2 separate regions of the Homo sapiens genome follow, and region 2 is linked to region 1. A link is a contact called in ENCODE Hi-C or POLR2A ChIA-PET data. All regions are on one chromosome and are shown on one strand. Each heading gives the region's core, a stretch centred on a gene start or an enhancer-like site at or near the end of the contact. The rest is flanking DNA. Distances are from core to core; before and after follow the strand shown. Region 1 holds the start of KANK3 (KN motif and ankyrin repeat domains 3). Region 2 holds the start of ADAMTS10 (ADAM metallopeptidase with thrombospondin type 1 motif 10).

What was found. Hi-C counts contacts between places; a loop is a spot of excess contacts on that map. ChIA-PET counts read pairs that join two places held with the same protein, here RNA polymerase II (POLR2A). Pooled maps may share reads with other maps.
Region 2: a loop to region 1 is called in a pooled map, with 2.6 times the contacts of the local background. The contact joins the promoter of ADAMTS10 here to the promoter of KANK3 in region 1. A Hi-C loop is called at or near these places in 1 of 168 maps with a recorded cell type or tissue (naive thymus-derived CD4-positive, alpha-beta T cell) and 6 of 50 pooled maps. POLR2A ChIA-PET finds 5 or more read pairs at or near these places in 3 of 52 experiments (A673, HEK293T and activated naive CD4-positive, alpha-beta T cell).

Annotation. Positions count from the first base shown.
Region 1 is chr19:8,339,670-8,347,011 of GRCh38, reverse strand. It overlaps KANK3 (KN motif and ankyrin repeat domains 3), which reads left to right and starts at 3,750. Exons shown (of 11, transcript NM_198471.3): 1 at 3,750-3,787. It also overlaps the pseudogene LOC100129682. RefSeq lists enhancers at 3,516-4,307, 6,242-6,742.
Region 2 is chr19:8,606,405-8,613,746 of GRCh38, reverse strand. ADAMTS10 (ADAM metallopeptidase with thrombospondin type 1 motif 10) reads left to right here and starts at 3,032. Exons shown (of 26, transcript NM_030957.4): 1 at 3,032-3,103; 2 at 5,499-5,613. RefSeq lists a silencer at 3,712-4,134.

The sequences.
Region 1 (7,342 bases), core at 2,501-5,000:
AATTCTCCTGCCTCAGCCTCCCTGGTAGCTGGGACTACAGGCACGTGCCACCACACCCAGCTAATTTTTGTATTTTTAGTAGAGATGGGGTTTCACCGTGTTGGCCAGGCTGGTCTCGAACTCCTGACCTCAGGTGATCCGCCCACCTCAGCCTCCCAAAGTGCTGGGATTACACGTGTGAGCCACCATGCCCGGCCACTCTCTGCATTTTTAAGCATGTACAGCAAAAATTCAGCACTTTTTCTGGGCCACTGACTTTGTGTCCAGCCCCACTGCTTGGCCTGGGCACACCTGCCAACTCCACCATTGTAATGTTGGAATGGTACACACAGTTTCTGTAAAGTGACATCTTTCAGATACTTCGTGGATTTTCATATATACATACCCTTGATGGCCTGGGCAGTTTCATGAGTGTTCTCCAAGTGAACATGAAGATTTGAACCTCTTGATTTGCATGATTTTGTGGGGTTCTCTGGGTCAAGTAAATAGCGAACCATTTTCCCAGATTACCTCAGGCCACTTAGGGAAAGAGTATACATTTGTTTTATGTGGTTTCTTGAATCTGCTGTGTGTGTGCATCTATGGACGCTTTATTTTACAACTATATATATATATATATATATATATATATATATATATATATTTTTTTTTTTTTTTTTTTTTTTTTGAGACAGAGTTTCACTCTCGTTGCCCAGGCTGGAATGCAATGGCTCACTCTCGGCTCACTGCAACCTCTGCCTCCCAGGTTCAAGTGATTCTCCTGCCTCAGCCTCCCAAGTAGCTGTGATTACAGGCATGCACCACTACACTGGGATAATTTTGTGTTTTTAGTAGAGACGGAGTTTCTCCATGTTGGTCAGGCTGGTCTCGAACTCCCGATATCAGGTGATCTGCCTGCCCTGGCCTCCCAAAGTGCTGGGATTACAGGCGTGAGCCACCGCACCCGGCCACAATAAAAATATTTTAGGGCTGGGTGCGGTGGCTCACGCCTGTAATCCCAGCACTTTGGGAGGCTGAGGCAGGCAGATCACGAGGTCAGGAGATCAAGACCATCCTGGCTAACACGGTGAAACCCCGTCTCTACTAAAAATACAAAAACAGCCAGGTGTGGTGGTGGGTGCCTATAGTCCCAGCTATTCGGGAGGCTGAGACAGGAGAATGGCATGAACCCGGGAGGCGGATCTTGCAGTGAGTGGAGATCACACCACTGTACTCCAGCCTGGGTGACAGAGCAAGACTCCGTCTCAAAAAAAAAAAAAAATTATATATATATATATATATATATATATATATATATACACACACACACACACACATATATTTTAAACATTCCAATGGAGGCCAAGTGCAGCGGCTCATGCCTGTTATGCCACTATTTAGGGAGGCTGAGGCAGGAGAATCACTTGAACCCAGGAATTTGCGACCAGCCTGGGCAACATAGAGAGACCCTGTCCTTACAAAAATAAGAAACCTGCTGGACGTGGTAGCACATGCCTGTAGTCCCAGCTACTCGGGAGGTTGAGGTGGGAGGATTGCTTGAGTCTGGGAGTTCAAGGCTGCAGTGAGCCATAGGTCTTGCCACAGAACTCCAGCATCGGCAACAGAGTAAACTTTGTCTCAAAGGAACAAAGAAGAAAATTCCAATGGAGTTTCTGTGGGGAAACGCGACAGAATTCCACAGTTTTAACTGAAAGAATCAACCAATTAAAATAGCCCAGGAATTTTGTTTTTTTTTAAAAAGTATCAGATGTTAAAATACATTTTAAAATATTACTATATTCTGGCCAGGTGCTGTGGCTTATGCCTGTGATCCCAGCACTTTGTGAGGCCAAGGCAGGTGGATTGCTTGAGCCAAGGAGTTGAAGACCAGCCTGGGCAAAGTAGTAAAAGCCCGTCTCTACTAAAAATAAAAAAAATTAGCTAGGCGTAGCACACACTTGTAATCCCAGCTACTTGGGAGGCTGAGGCAGGAGGATCTCTTTAACCTGGGAGGCGGAGTTTGTAGTGAGCTGAGATATTGTGCCACAGCACTCTACCCTGGGCAACAGAATGAGACCCTGACTCAAAAAAGAAAAAGAAAACATTATTTCAGCAAACATTTATTAAGCATCTACTGTGTACTAGGGTCGCTGGATAAAGCAGTTATCAAAACCAGTTTCCTGTTCCCATGGTGCTGACACTTAATTTAGAGACAGAGTCTCACTCTGTTGCCCAGGCTGGTCTTGAGCTGCTGGGCTCAAAAGATCCTCCCACCTCAGCCTCAGGAGGTGCTAGGATTACAGGCATGAGCCACCCCACCTGGCCTTGGTGCCGACACTTTAGTGAGATGGCAAGCAGGTAAACCAATAAATAACCAGCCAGGCATGGTGGCTCACGCCTGTAATCCCAGCACTTTGGGAGGCTGAGGTGGGCGGATCACCTGAGGTCAGGAGTTCGAGACCAGCCTGGGCAACATGGTGAAACCCTGTCTCTACTAAAAATACAAAAATTAGCTGGGCGTGGTGGTGTGCGCCTGTAATCCCAGCTACTTAGAAGGCTGAGGCAGGAGAATCGCTTGAACCCCAGGAGGCAGAGGTTGCAGTGAGCCAAGATCGCACCACTGCACTCCAGCCTGGGACAGAGCGAGACTCTGTCTAAAAAAAAATTAAATTAAATTAAAAAATAAACCAAATAAATAACTGAGTGTTTCGTTTTTGTCTTTTTGTTTTGTTGTTTTCTTTTGTTTTGAGAACTAGGTCTTGCTATGTTGCCCAGGCTGGTCTCAACTCCTGGCTCAAGCTATCCTCCCATCTATGCCTCCCTAAATACTGGATTTACAGGCGTGAGTCACTGCGCCTGCCAATAACAGAGTCTGCTTTTTTTTTTTTTTCCAGATAGTAAAAGTAGCTATTAGGTTAATACAATAGAGTGATGAGAAAAATACTAACTGGGGAGGGGCTATGTCAGGAATTTAGGGGGCAGCAACACAAAAGCTGAACCTCAGAAAGTAGGGAAGGCCGGGCGCGGTGGCTCACGCCTGTAATCCCAACACTTTGGGAGGCTGAGGCGGGCGGATCACTTGAGGTCAGGAGTTCCAGACCAGCCCGGCCAACATGGTGAAACCCCATCTCTACTAAAAATACAAATATTAGCTGGACGTGGTGGTGTGTGTCTGTAATCCCAGCTACTCGGGAGGCTGAGGCAGGAGAATTGCTTGAACCCAGGAGGCGGAGGTTGCAGTGAGTGTCACTGCACTCCAGCCTGGGACTCCGTCTCAAAAAACAAAAACAAAACAAAACAAAAAACAGTAGGGGAGCCTCAAAAAGTACCTACGTGTACAGGTGCAAGGGAAAGCATTTCAGGTAGGTGGAACAGCATGTGCAGAGGCCCTGCGGTGGGGAAGATCCGGGACCTGATACTTCACCCAGGCACTGCGAAATAAGTGCCAGTTATAGAAATCCCACCGGGTTACTCTTCTACTCATAGTTCTCCCATGGCTCCCTCGTGCCTGTGGATCAAATCCAAGCTCCTTGGCCCGGCGCTGGGCAGAGACTTGACCTCTGCTGGTGCAGAAATGCCGCCAGCCAGCGCTCGGCGACCGTCACTCCAGGGCCCGCCCTCAGTCACCACCCCTACATTCCAGGCCCCGCCTGCCTGTCCCACCCCACCGTCCCACTGGGCGGCTTGGAGAGCCTCGGGTGCTGGTTGGCTGGCGTGGCCGTCAGTTAGGGCGAAGGCCTTGATAATCAGTCCCCGGACTTCGAGGGGGCGGGCTCGGGTGCGGGCGCGGCTGGGGCTGCGGCTTCAGGTAAATTGCCAGCTTGCGGGGACACGGATGGGGGACCCCTGGGTGGGTGGATTCGGGGACGCACCGGGACCCGGCGCTGCGCTGCGTTTCCAGCCCCACTGAGGGCTCTGCCCGCTGCGACGGGGCGGGCGTCGTGTCCTCTGGCCGGGACCCCTCCCACATTGGAAGTCCCAGGTGGGTAGCGAGCAGAGTGGGGGGCTCTGGAGGCGTGGGCTTGCCCCCCTCTCGCCCTTCGGGAGCTCACTGCGGGGCTCGTTCGCTCCCTAATGCCACAACCGGCCCTGGGACCCTTTCCCGGGACGGCCTGGGGACCCCAGCCAGCCCCTCGCGCTGGGCTGGGTGTGGGAGCGTGTCACGGAAATGGTGTTTTGGGGAGGGACGCACGGCCCCCGGACCCGCAGACAATGGGTAGCGGATGGAACCGCCCGGCGGCGCTTCCTGTAGGAAACTGCTCTGTCTCTGTGCGGCTAGGACGACCTGGGGGTGGACGGGTGATGATGACTTTAACACCCACCTTCCTGCCGCCACCGGTCCCCCACCCACCCACCTCAAGAGTCTGAGAGTCCCAGCAGACATCAGGGGCTGCCAGTACTCAGGGCCTCCTGGAAGGCGCCCTCTCCCCAGGACTGGGATCCTCACTGGCCTGCCGTGGCCCCCACCACTCCGGTTTGGTGATCACAGCTCTGCGTCCCAAAATAGTCCCTGGGGCGGGAGAGGGGGCGTGTGGCGTCGGCTCTGACGGCCTAATGAGGGGGTCTCAGGCACAGAATCCGGATCTAGCTGTGACAGTCAGGGCAGGGAGCGGAGGAGAGGGAAGGCAGCTAAACGCCCCACTTAGTGAGGCCCCAGCCCCTGAAGCCGCAGAGGTGGTGGGCACCTCCGCCCCCAATCAGAGTCTGACACAGGTGTAGGCTGGGAGGGACAAGCCCCCTGAGGCTCCTTGGTGGTTCATGCCTGTTATCCCAGCACTTTGGGAGGTCAAGTAGGGCTGATCTCTTGAGGTCAGGAGTTTGAGACCAGACTGACCAACATGATGAAACCCGTCTCTACTAAAAATTCAAAAATTAGCCAGCTGTGGTGGCAAGTGCCTGTAATCCCAGCTACTCAGGATGCTGAGGCAGGAGAGTCGCTTGAACCCTGGGCTCAGAGGTTGCAGTGAGCCGAGATCCTGCCACTGCACTCCAGCCTGGGTGACAGAGACTCCGTCTCAAAAATAAAAATAAAAGAAAGCATTCAAGTGTAGTGGCCAAAGCAAGGACTCTGGAAGACCTGCCTGGGTTTAAAACCTGCCTCTGCCTGTTTATGACAGGACCCAGGCAGGACACTAAACTGTTCTGTGTCTCAGTTTCTCCATCTGTACAATAGGGGAAGGGACAATGATCATAGGAAATCCAACCTCAGTGGATTTAGCTAGGATTTTAAAAAATAAGTCAAGGTCAGGTGCAGTAGCTCATGCTTGTAATCCCAGCACTCTGGGAGGCTGAACTGGGAAGATTGCTTGAGCCCAGGAGTTGGAGGCCAGCCTGGGCAATATAGCAAGACACCTGTATCTACAAAAAATAAAATTAGGCCGGGCACGGCTCACGCCTGGTTTGAGACCAGCCTGGCCAACATGGTGAAACTCCGTCTCTACTAAAAATACAAAAATTAGCCAGGCATGGTGGTGCACACCTGTAATCCCAGCTGCTTGGGAGGCTGAGGCAGGAGAATCACTTGAACCCGGGAGGCGGAGATTGCAGTGAGCTGAGATTGTGCCACTGCACTCCAGCCTGGGCGACAGAGCATGACTCCATCTAAAACAAAAAACCAAAAAATTTAAAATATTAGCCTGAATTAGCCAGGTGTAGAGGTCCATTCCTGTAGTCTCAGCTATTTGTGAGGCTGAGGCGGATCACTTGAGCTCAGGGGTTCAAGGCCACAGTGAGCTATGATCGAGCCACTGACTCCAGCCTGGGTGACAGAGTGAGCGAGACATTGCCTCTAAAAAAAAAAAAAAAAAAAGTAAATATCCATAAATTCCTTAGACTAGAGGCTGGCCCATAGTAAATATCAAAAGCGTTGTTATTATTTGACATTCTGGAGGGATCCATTCCTTTCTTAGCCCAGCCTCTGGATCCAACTGCTTCAGCTAGTTTAGGTCTTAGGAATGGCCCACAGCTGTCTTCTGAGATCCCAGGGCCTGGGATTTGGGTGTGACCAGGTCACCGGAGGAGGACGCTGACCCCATTGCGTCATACGGCCAGCTGTGTGAGAAGTAGACCCAGACCCCCCAACCCTTGATCTGGACTTTTTCCACAACCCAGTTCTTCCCTGGCAATTTCCTGAAAACAAGTGATGAACGGCATTGGCTGTCCTCTGCGATGACCCGCTGGCCTGTTGATCCACCCCTTGCAGCTGGTGTGAAGGGACGGGAAACAGCTGCTTGGGGACTGGAAGAGGCCCCCTGCCTGGCCTTGGAGTGGGAAGGGAGAGGTCAGGGACCTCGGCCAGACAGAAGTGGGAAATGGAGTTACGGTTTCCCCAGCGGTGGAGTAGGGTAATGAGTCAGGAGGGCTGGTGGGTGCTCAGTGCTTCATAGCATCAGGCACACAGGTGGTCCCAGGGATTCGAGAAGCCAGAAGGGGTGGCTGGGAGTGTTGCCATGTGGTTAGCACAGACGGGCCGTGGCCCAGGGAGAGGATGAAGTGGGTTTGGCAGATGCCTGTCAGTGGAGGACTGGACAGGTAAAGGGCAGTCAGAAGCTGTGGCAGGGACCTGCTGACAAGGGTTCCGCAGATGGGCAGAGCCCAATCTGAGGGTGCTTCCCACAGGCAACTGATTTAATTGTTCTGTGCCTCAGTTTCTCCATCTGTAAAATATGAATAATAATACTACTTTGCAGTATGCAAAGTGTTGTATGGGGGCTGTGTGTGTGTGTGTGTGTGTGTGTGTGTATATATATATATATATGGTTTTTTTTTTTTGAGACGGAGTCTGGCTCTGTCCCCCAGGCTGGAGTGCAGTGGCATGATCTCAGCTCACTGCAACCTCTGCCTCCCAGGTTCAAGCGATTCTCCTGCCTCAGCCTCCTGAGTAGCTGGGACTACAGGCATGCACCATTGTGTCCAGCTATGGCGATGACATTTAATCAGGAAGGGCACACCGTAGGCACTTTCCCCTCCCTGAAGGTTTTCCATGTGGGCTTTCCAAAGCCCATCTTTCCCACTCCATGTTCCTGTGCTTTTCTTTTCTTTTCTTTTCTTTTTTTTTTTTTTTTTTTTTGAGACAAGGTCTTGCTCTGTCAACCAGGCTGGAATGCAGTGGCATGATCATAACTCACTGCAGCCTGCATCTCCTGGACTCAAGAGATACTCCTGCCTCAGCTTCTTGAGTAGCTGGGACTACAGGTGCATGCCAACACATCCAGCTAATTTTTGTGTTTTTTGTAGAGATGGGGTTTCGCTATTTTATTTATTTATTTAGAGACAGAGCTTCGCTCTTGTTGCCCAGGCTGGAGAGCAATGGCTTGTGAGCCACTGTGCTTGGTGGTTTCACTATTTAAAAACAAACAAACAA
Region 2 (7,342 bases), core at 1,783-4,282, 270 kb before region 1:
GCCACTGCACTCCAGCCTGGGCGACAGAGCAAGACTCTGTCTCAAAAAAAAAAAAAAAAAAAGAACTTAATCGGGCATGGTGGCTCACATGTGTGGTCCCAGATACTCAGGAAGCTGAGGCAGAAGGATCATCTGAGCTCAGGAGTTCGAGGCTGCAGTGTGCTATCATCATACCACCTCACTCTAGCCTGGGCAACAGAGCAAGATCTTGTCTCAAAAGAAAAAGACAGAAAAGGGCCGGGTGTGGTGGCTCACACCTGTAATCCCAGCACTTTGGGAGGCCGAGGCAGGCAGATCACGAGGTCAGGAGTTTGAGACCAGCCTGGCCAAGGATAGTGAAACCCCATCTCTCCTAAAAATACAAAAATTAGCCAGGCGTGGTGGCACGTGCCTGTAGTCCCAGCTACTCGGGAGGCGGAGGCAGGAGAATTGCTTGAACCCAGGAGGCAGAGGTTGTGGTCAGCCGAGATCGCGCCATTGCACTCCAGCCTGAGCAACAGAGCGAGACTGCATCTCAAAAAAAAAAAAAAAAAAAAAGGAAAAAGAAAAAGACACAAAAGTTTGTTTCCCAAGACTCATCACAAATGCCTCAACACAGCTCACTGGAGGCTTCAGGTGGGGAAGGTGCATCCCCTAAACAATCGGCCAGGCCCTAGAGGGCCACACGCCCTTGAGGAAATAAAGAGACCCCCCCACCCCAGTGAAGTCTGGGGCTGTGGTGGGAAGTAGTGGGTGTAGAACTGTCAAAGTTTCACAGAGTAATTATAATGAGAGGTTTCACAGCTAGGAGTGCCAGAACCTAGGAGTGCCAGAACCTAGGAGCGCCTGGCTCAAAGCAACCCTGAAATTCCCAGTGCGGTCTGGAAACCACCCATCCTTAAGAGGAGGGACAGGTGGGCTGGGTGCAGTGGCTCACGCCTGTAATCCAAGCACTTTGGGAGGTCAAGGTGGTCGGATCACTTGAGGTCAGGAGTTCAAGACTGGCCTGGCCAACATGGTAAAACCCCATCTCTACTAAAAATACAATTAGCCGAGCATGGTGGCAGGTGCCTGTAAACCCAGCTACTCGGGAGGCTGGGGCTGGAGAATTGCTTGAACCCGGGAGGCGGAGGTTGCAGTGAGCCAGGATCACACCACCACACTCCAGCCTGGGCAACACAGCAAGACTCCATCTCAAAAAAAAAAAAAAAAAAAAAGTAGGGACAGGTGGCTGGACCAGTCACTAGGCTAACAGTGGGAGCCTTTAGTATCTACAGCAAAGAAAGGAAGCCACCACCTCTTTGATGGAGAAAGAGGGCCCCATAGGTAGTAGAAGAACAGCTAACAGAGGCCAGAAATGGCTGACTTAGACTCGTTCCTCAAATGGGGGCCCGAGAGGCCCTGGTGGGAAGGAGGGAGTGTGGGGAGCAAACAGGAGGGTGGGGGCTGCACCTCTGGTCTAGCCTGGAGTCCCAGGAGGTTGGGGTAAGGTAGTGTGGTGGGAACTCCAGGAGTCTGGTATTTATGCAGCACCTGCTGTATGCGTGAGTAATGACAGGTCATTCCAAGTTCAAAAGGAAAAATTCCGAGTTGGGAAGCTGCCCTCCTGGTCTCAGCTGTGTCCCTGGAACCCAGCACATAACAACAAATCTTTGCTGCAGAATGAAACCCCTCCTCCACCCCCTACTCCAGCCCTGGGAAGGCTGTTATTACCCCCACTGTGTGGATGAGTAAACCCAGACTCAGACAAAGCCAAGGCCAAGGCTCTGGCCAGCTCCCTGGGGGGGGGCGTTCCTGGGAAATGCCTGCAATTGTGAGGCCTGGGGGTCACCGCCCTTCCCTGGAACCAGGCACTGTACCAGGCGCCTGGGATTCAAATCCCAGCCCTGCCCCAACCATCCAGGTCCTCCTCATTCACGCATTCGTTCATTTTATGGAGCGAGACCCAGAGTGACCAAGACCAAGAGGGCTCCGGTTCCAACAGAATTTTCACTCTCCCCATCTCTGTGGCCTCAGTTTCCTCATCTGTGAAATGGGACCAGCTGAGCCTACGTCACCGCAAAGGAGTTAAGGCACAGAGACCAAGGCCAGGCCCAGGACCGATCAAACCCCCCTGAGAGCTCGGAGAGGGCGGGGCCGAGCTGGGACTTATTTCCCGCCCCGGGCACCGTGCCTGGCACACGGGAGGCGCCCAATAAATGCTTGTTTGAGCCAGGCCCAGCCCTCAATAAATAACAGCTGTTGTTGATGCCGCAGAGGCTGGCGAGGAAGTGGGCTCTCCCCTCCCCAACCCCAGCATCTCATGCTCCCATCCCCCCTCCAGCCCCATTCCTTACCCCCCTCCATTCCTTCCCGTGGCCCCCAACCCAACTCAGCCCCTTCCTCCAGGCCCCCACCTCCCCCCAACCCACTCAGCCCCTCCTCCAGGGCCCCACCTCCCCCAACCCCACTCAGCCCCTCCTCAAGGGCCCCACCTCCCCCCACCCCACTCAGCCCCTTCCTCCAGGCCCCCACCTCCCCCCACCCCACTCAGCCCCTCCTCCAGGCCCCCACTTCCCCCCACCCCACTCAGCCCTTCCTCCAGGCCCCCACCTCCCCCCACCTCACTCAGCCCCTTCCTCCAGGCCTCCATCTCCCCCTACCCCTTCCCATTCAAACTTCCCCCTCCCCCAACCTCTCCCTTCTCTTCCTCCCTTTCCCCGAACCCCCACCCACCCAATTCTGCCTCCATCCCCATCCCCCACCTGATTCTTTCTCCCCTCCCCCACCCATTCTCCCCGCCGCCACTCGATTTCTCCCGCTTCGTCCCCTCCCCGCCCCCCGCGGTTCCCCAGCCCCCTCCCACGCGGCGGGGGCGCTGGTCCCGGGCGGGGCGGCCCGAGTTCCCGGGTCCCTGGCTGGGGTCCAGCCCGCGGCCCAGGCCGGGCGGCGGCAGGCGGGCGGGGTTTCTGGCCGCGCGCAGTTTGGGGGTTTTTTTATAACCCTGGCAGGCGGCTCAGGAAGTGCCTTCCCCGCGCCCCCTCCCCTGGCCACGCCGCCGCGCTCGCTCGCTCCCTCCCTTCCTGCGCGCGCGGGGCGGCGAGACAGCGGCGGCGACGGCGCGGAGGCCCCGGGCGCGGCGCAGGTAGCGGCGCGGGCGGGGGGCCCGGGGGTGCGTGATTCAGTGGGACTTTGTGTGTCCGCATCGGGCTGTGAGGGCGTGGGGCTGTGGTGCCCTGGATGGGGGAGGGCATCCCGCTGTGCGACTCCGGTCGGTGCCTGAGGTCCGCAAGTGCGCGCGCCACTGATCACGCCCGGGGTTGCCGTGGGTTTGTTTGCGCTGTGTGTGTGTGTGTGTGTGTGTGTCCGTCCACGTAGGGGCAGAGTGGTTGTGCATTACATGTGTGTGTCAGTGCCTGGGGATGAGTCTCTTGTGTGTCTGTGTGTTTGGACAGTGTGTGCGCATAGGGGTTTGCTATGTGCGCGCAGATCTGGAGGCGAGTGTGTGTGTGTCTGGGTTTGTGTGTGTGTCCCCAAGCATGTGTGCGTTTGTCTCTGACCGTGATGAGTGTGTAAATACCTGTGTGTGTGTGTCTGGTGTGGGGGGGTGTCTAGGTCTGTGGGACTTGTGAGTTTGTCTCTGGTTTGGTGTGAGCATGCAAATGAGTGTGTATGTGTCAGCGTGTAGGCCTGTGTGTCTGTCTCCTTGGGTTGTCTGTGTATGTATGTGTGTGTTTCTGTTTGTGTAGGCCCCGGGTGCGTGTATTTGTGTGTCCGCGTGTTTCTCTGTCTTGTCCCGTGTGTGCGCGTGTAAATGAGTGTGTGTTTACACATGTCTGGGAGTGTGTGGTTGTGTGTCTCCATGTGTTTGTCTCCGGGTGTGTGAGTGTGCACTGAGCCTGTCGGCGTGTGTGTCTGCGGTGGAGGCGTCCTGCGTCTTTTGTGGGTCTACAGTGCCCGAGCGCCGGTCTCTGGTTGCGCGGGGTGTGTGTCGCTGCCAGTGTGTGTTTGTGTGTCTGGGTGTGGGAGTGGCGCCGCCCACTTCCCCTGAGTTGGTCAGTGAGGCCACAGCCGTCTGTCTCAGGGTGTCTCCAGCGGTCGGGCTCAGGGCCTTTAATTAGCGGCCGGTTGTGGGGGACCAGCCCGGGCGCCGGCCCCCTCCTCCCGCAGGCCCCGGCTGGGCCTTTGTCTGCTCTCCGGCAGGGACTGCCTCCTGCCGGCCCGGCCAGATGTGCAGCCGGGAGGAGGCCGGCAGGCTGGGGCCTCTGCCTGGGGAGACGCGGCCTTGGCCTCCACGGGGGACCTTCCGTCGGCCCTGTCCCCGCAGCCTGGCCGGAGAGGTTTGGGTGTGGAGCTTAGGGTCCCTTCAGGATCCCCGGGATGGGATGGGATGGGACAGAGCCTCTGTTTCTAAGCCATTTCCATTTCCCGGAGGCATTTCCTCCTCCAGGCCTGGCACCCTCCCCCACGCTGGCCACCTCCCTCCTGCCTTCGGGGAGGAGGGGCTGGAGGAATGGCCAGGCCTGGGTACACACACACACACACACACACACAGGGTCACACACACTCACAAGCCATAATGCACATGCAGTCACACGCTCACAATCACACACAGGGTCACACACACTCACATACATGCTGTAATGTACATGCAGTCACACACACACGCCACAGTGCAGATCCCTCACTGACATCCTGTTGGCCACCACCGTCTCTGTCCCTGAGCCTCTCTCAAGCTTCATCTTTGGCCCCAGACCCACTGCCTTGTTCATGTCCCCCCACCACCTGGTGCCCTGGGCTGTGTCACACCTCGACACCACCCTGTGGGCTGGACCCCCAGCTCAGACGCCTGTGAGCCTTCTGCAGACCCCCCTCCTCCCCCTACCCCATACACTGTGCACAGGTGAGTCCCCTTCCCCTGTCCTCACCCCCTGTGCTGGGTCCTTCCACAATGTCCCAAACCTTGTCCCTCACACCCCACCTGAGCCCAAAGCACAGAAGGGGGTGTGAGGGTTTTGGGAGGAGCGCCTCACTTCAGAGGACAGTGATGAGGACTGAGGGTCTTAGGGGGACCAGGACAGACCCAAAGACACTCTAGACAAGACCAGAGAGAGCCCCTGAAGGAGGAGGATGGGGCACCAGGCCTGGCAATGCAAGAACAGGAGAGGAGGGAGGGAGCCAGTGGGAGAAAGGGGTGAGGTCCCTGCTTCACTTGCAATGAGAATGTTCCTACCTTTCAGGGGTGGCTCAGGGCAGGAGCGGGGGTCAGAGGTGCCCAACCAGGAAGGGCCTTGATCTGGGAGTTGGCTGACACTTCCAAAGAAGGAATAGGGAAGAAGAAGCAAGAAGAGAGGGAGAGGGAGAGGAGGTGGGTTTTTGTTGGAGGGGGTTCATTAGGAACAGAAGAAAGAAGAAGTCTAAGAGGAAGTTCTCCAGGGGCAGAGAGAGGGTCAGAATTTCCTCAGTGATCCCTCAACTACAGACCCAGCTCAGTGCTGAAGACCAGCCCGGCTCCTCCTCTTTGACCCCTCCCTGCCCAGGCTCCAAAGAAGAAGAAACCAAGGCCCAGAGAGGGAGGCCCAGGTGCAGGGAGCAGGCGAGGGAAGGATCCGTACAGGGGCCCAACACTACTCCACCAACCGAAGCCCCCAAAAGGTAAAAAAAATAAAAAGGAGAGAGAGGCCAGGTGCTGTGGCTCACGGCTGTAATCCCAGCACTTTGGGAGGCCAAGGCGGGCTGATCATGAGGTCAAGAGATCGAGACCATCCTGGCCAACATAGTGAAACCCCGTCTCTCCTAAAAATACAAAAATTAGCTGGGCATGGTGGCGCACACCTGTAGTCCCAGCTACTCGGGAGGCTGAAGCAGGAGAATCGCTTGAACCCGAGAGACAGAGGTTGCAGTGAGCAGAGATCACACCACTGCACTCCACCCTGGCGACAGAGTGAGACTCCGTCTCAAAAAAAAAGAGAGAGAGAGAGAGAGAACAACAACAGAAGGAATGGACATTAGCCCAGCTAAAGAGTGCAACAGGGGTCACAGAATATCTGTGAGTGAGCTCCCCGTCACTAGAGGGATCCAAGCAGAAGTGGGGAATGTGGGCTTCTTGGTCCATCAGCAACTTGGCAAAAACCTGGCTCCCTCCCTTGGGGCTGAACTGCCCTGTTTGGGGATTGACTCTCAGACTTGGACTCTCAGACTTGGCTGGGCTGCAAAGAAAACAAGACTCTGTGATTAAGGGATTTTGCACAGAGGAGGAGGAGGGTGGAGACAGCAGGGTGGGGGAAGAGGGTTTGGCACAGGGTGGTGGCCCAAAGTGGTGTCTGCGGCAGGCTGGCCTGGGGCAGATGCTGGAGAGACTGAGACCTGCGGGGCGGGCTGGCTTGGAGCCTTGAAAGAATCTGAATGGAGGACGGGGTCAGAAACACAGGGTGGAGGAGAGGCCTGGGAGGTGGGAGTGAATAGTGCTACCCAGTGCAGAGAATCCAAAGATGGCCCAAGACAGTGGGTGCGTGGGTGGGCATATGAAAGTCTGCAGGACTGGAATACTAGCCTTAGCTTTAAAAATCTGGCTTGAATGGTGCTACCCATTTCAGATAATCCAAAGACAGGGCCCAGGACAGTAGATGCATGGGTGGGAGCCTTAGCTCTAATCTGGCTTGAAAATTCACACCGACCAGCCCCCCCTTCAAGTGCCTCTGATGCCAGCCTCCCCTTGCTCTCCTGCACCCACCCTGTCTGGGCTCATGCCAGGCTCTACCCAACCTCCAGGCCTTTGACCTTGCTGTTTCCCCTCCTGGTGCACCTTCGCCTGTCTCTTCACACCATTGATTTCTTATGCTTTGAACCTCTGCTTCCCAGTCTCCCCATTGATACCTTCTAGAGAACATGTCACAATCTGAACTATTCTCCATTCACTTGACTGTCATCTGTCACTCCTAAGAGATGGAACCCCACAGGGCTAGGGCAAGTAGGGGTTGCTATCCTTAGCATGCCTGGCTGTCATGCCCCCGTCCACCCTCCACCGGAGGCTATAACCCAATGAATGAACCCAGGTTCTACCACTTTCTAGCAATGTGACCCACGGCAAACTCTATCACTCCTGAGTCTATTTCCTCATCTATAAAAAGATGAGGGATACGAGTGTGATGCGAGGTCAGGAGTTCAAGACCAGCCTGGCCAACATGGTGAAACCCCATCTCTACTAAAAATACAAAAATGTAGCTGGGCGTGTTGATGCGTGCCTGTAATCCCAGCTACTCAGGAGGCTGAGGCGGGAGAATCAAATGAACCCGGGAGGCGGGGGTTGCAGTGAGCCGCGATTGCGCCATTGCACTCCAGCCTGGGTCACATAGTGAGACTCCATCTCAAAAAAAAGAGCGTG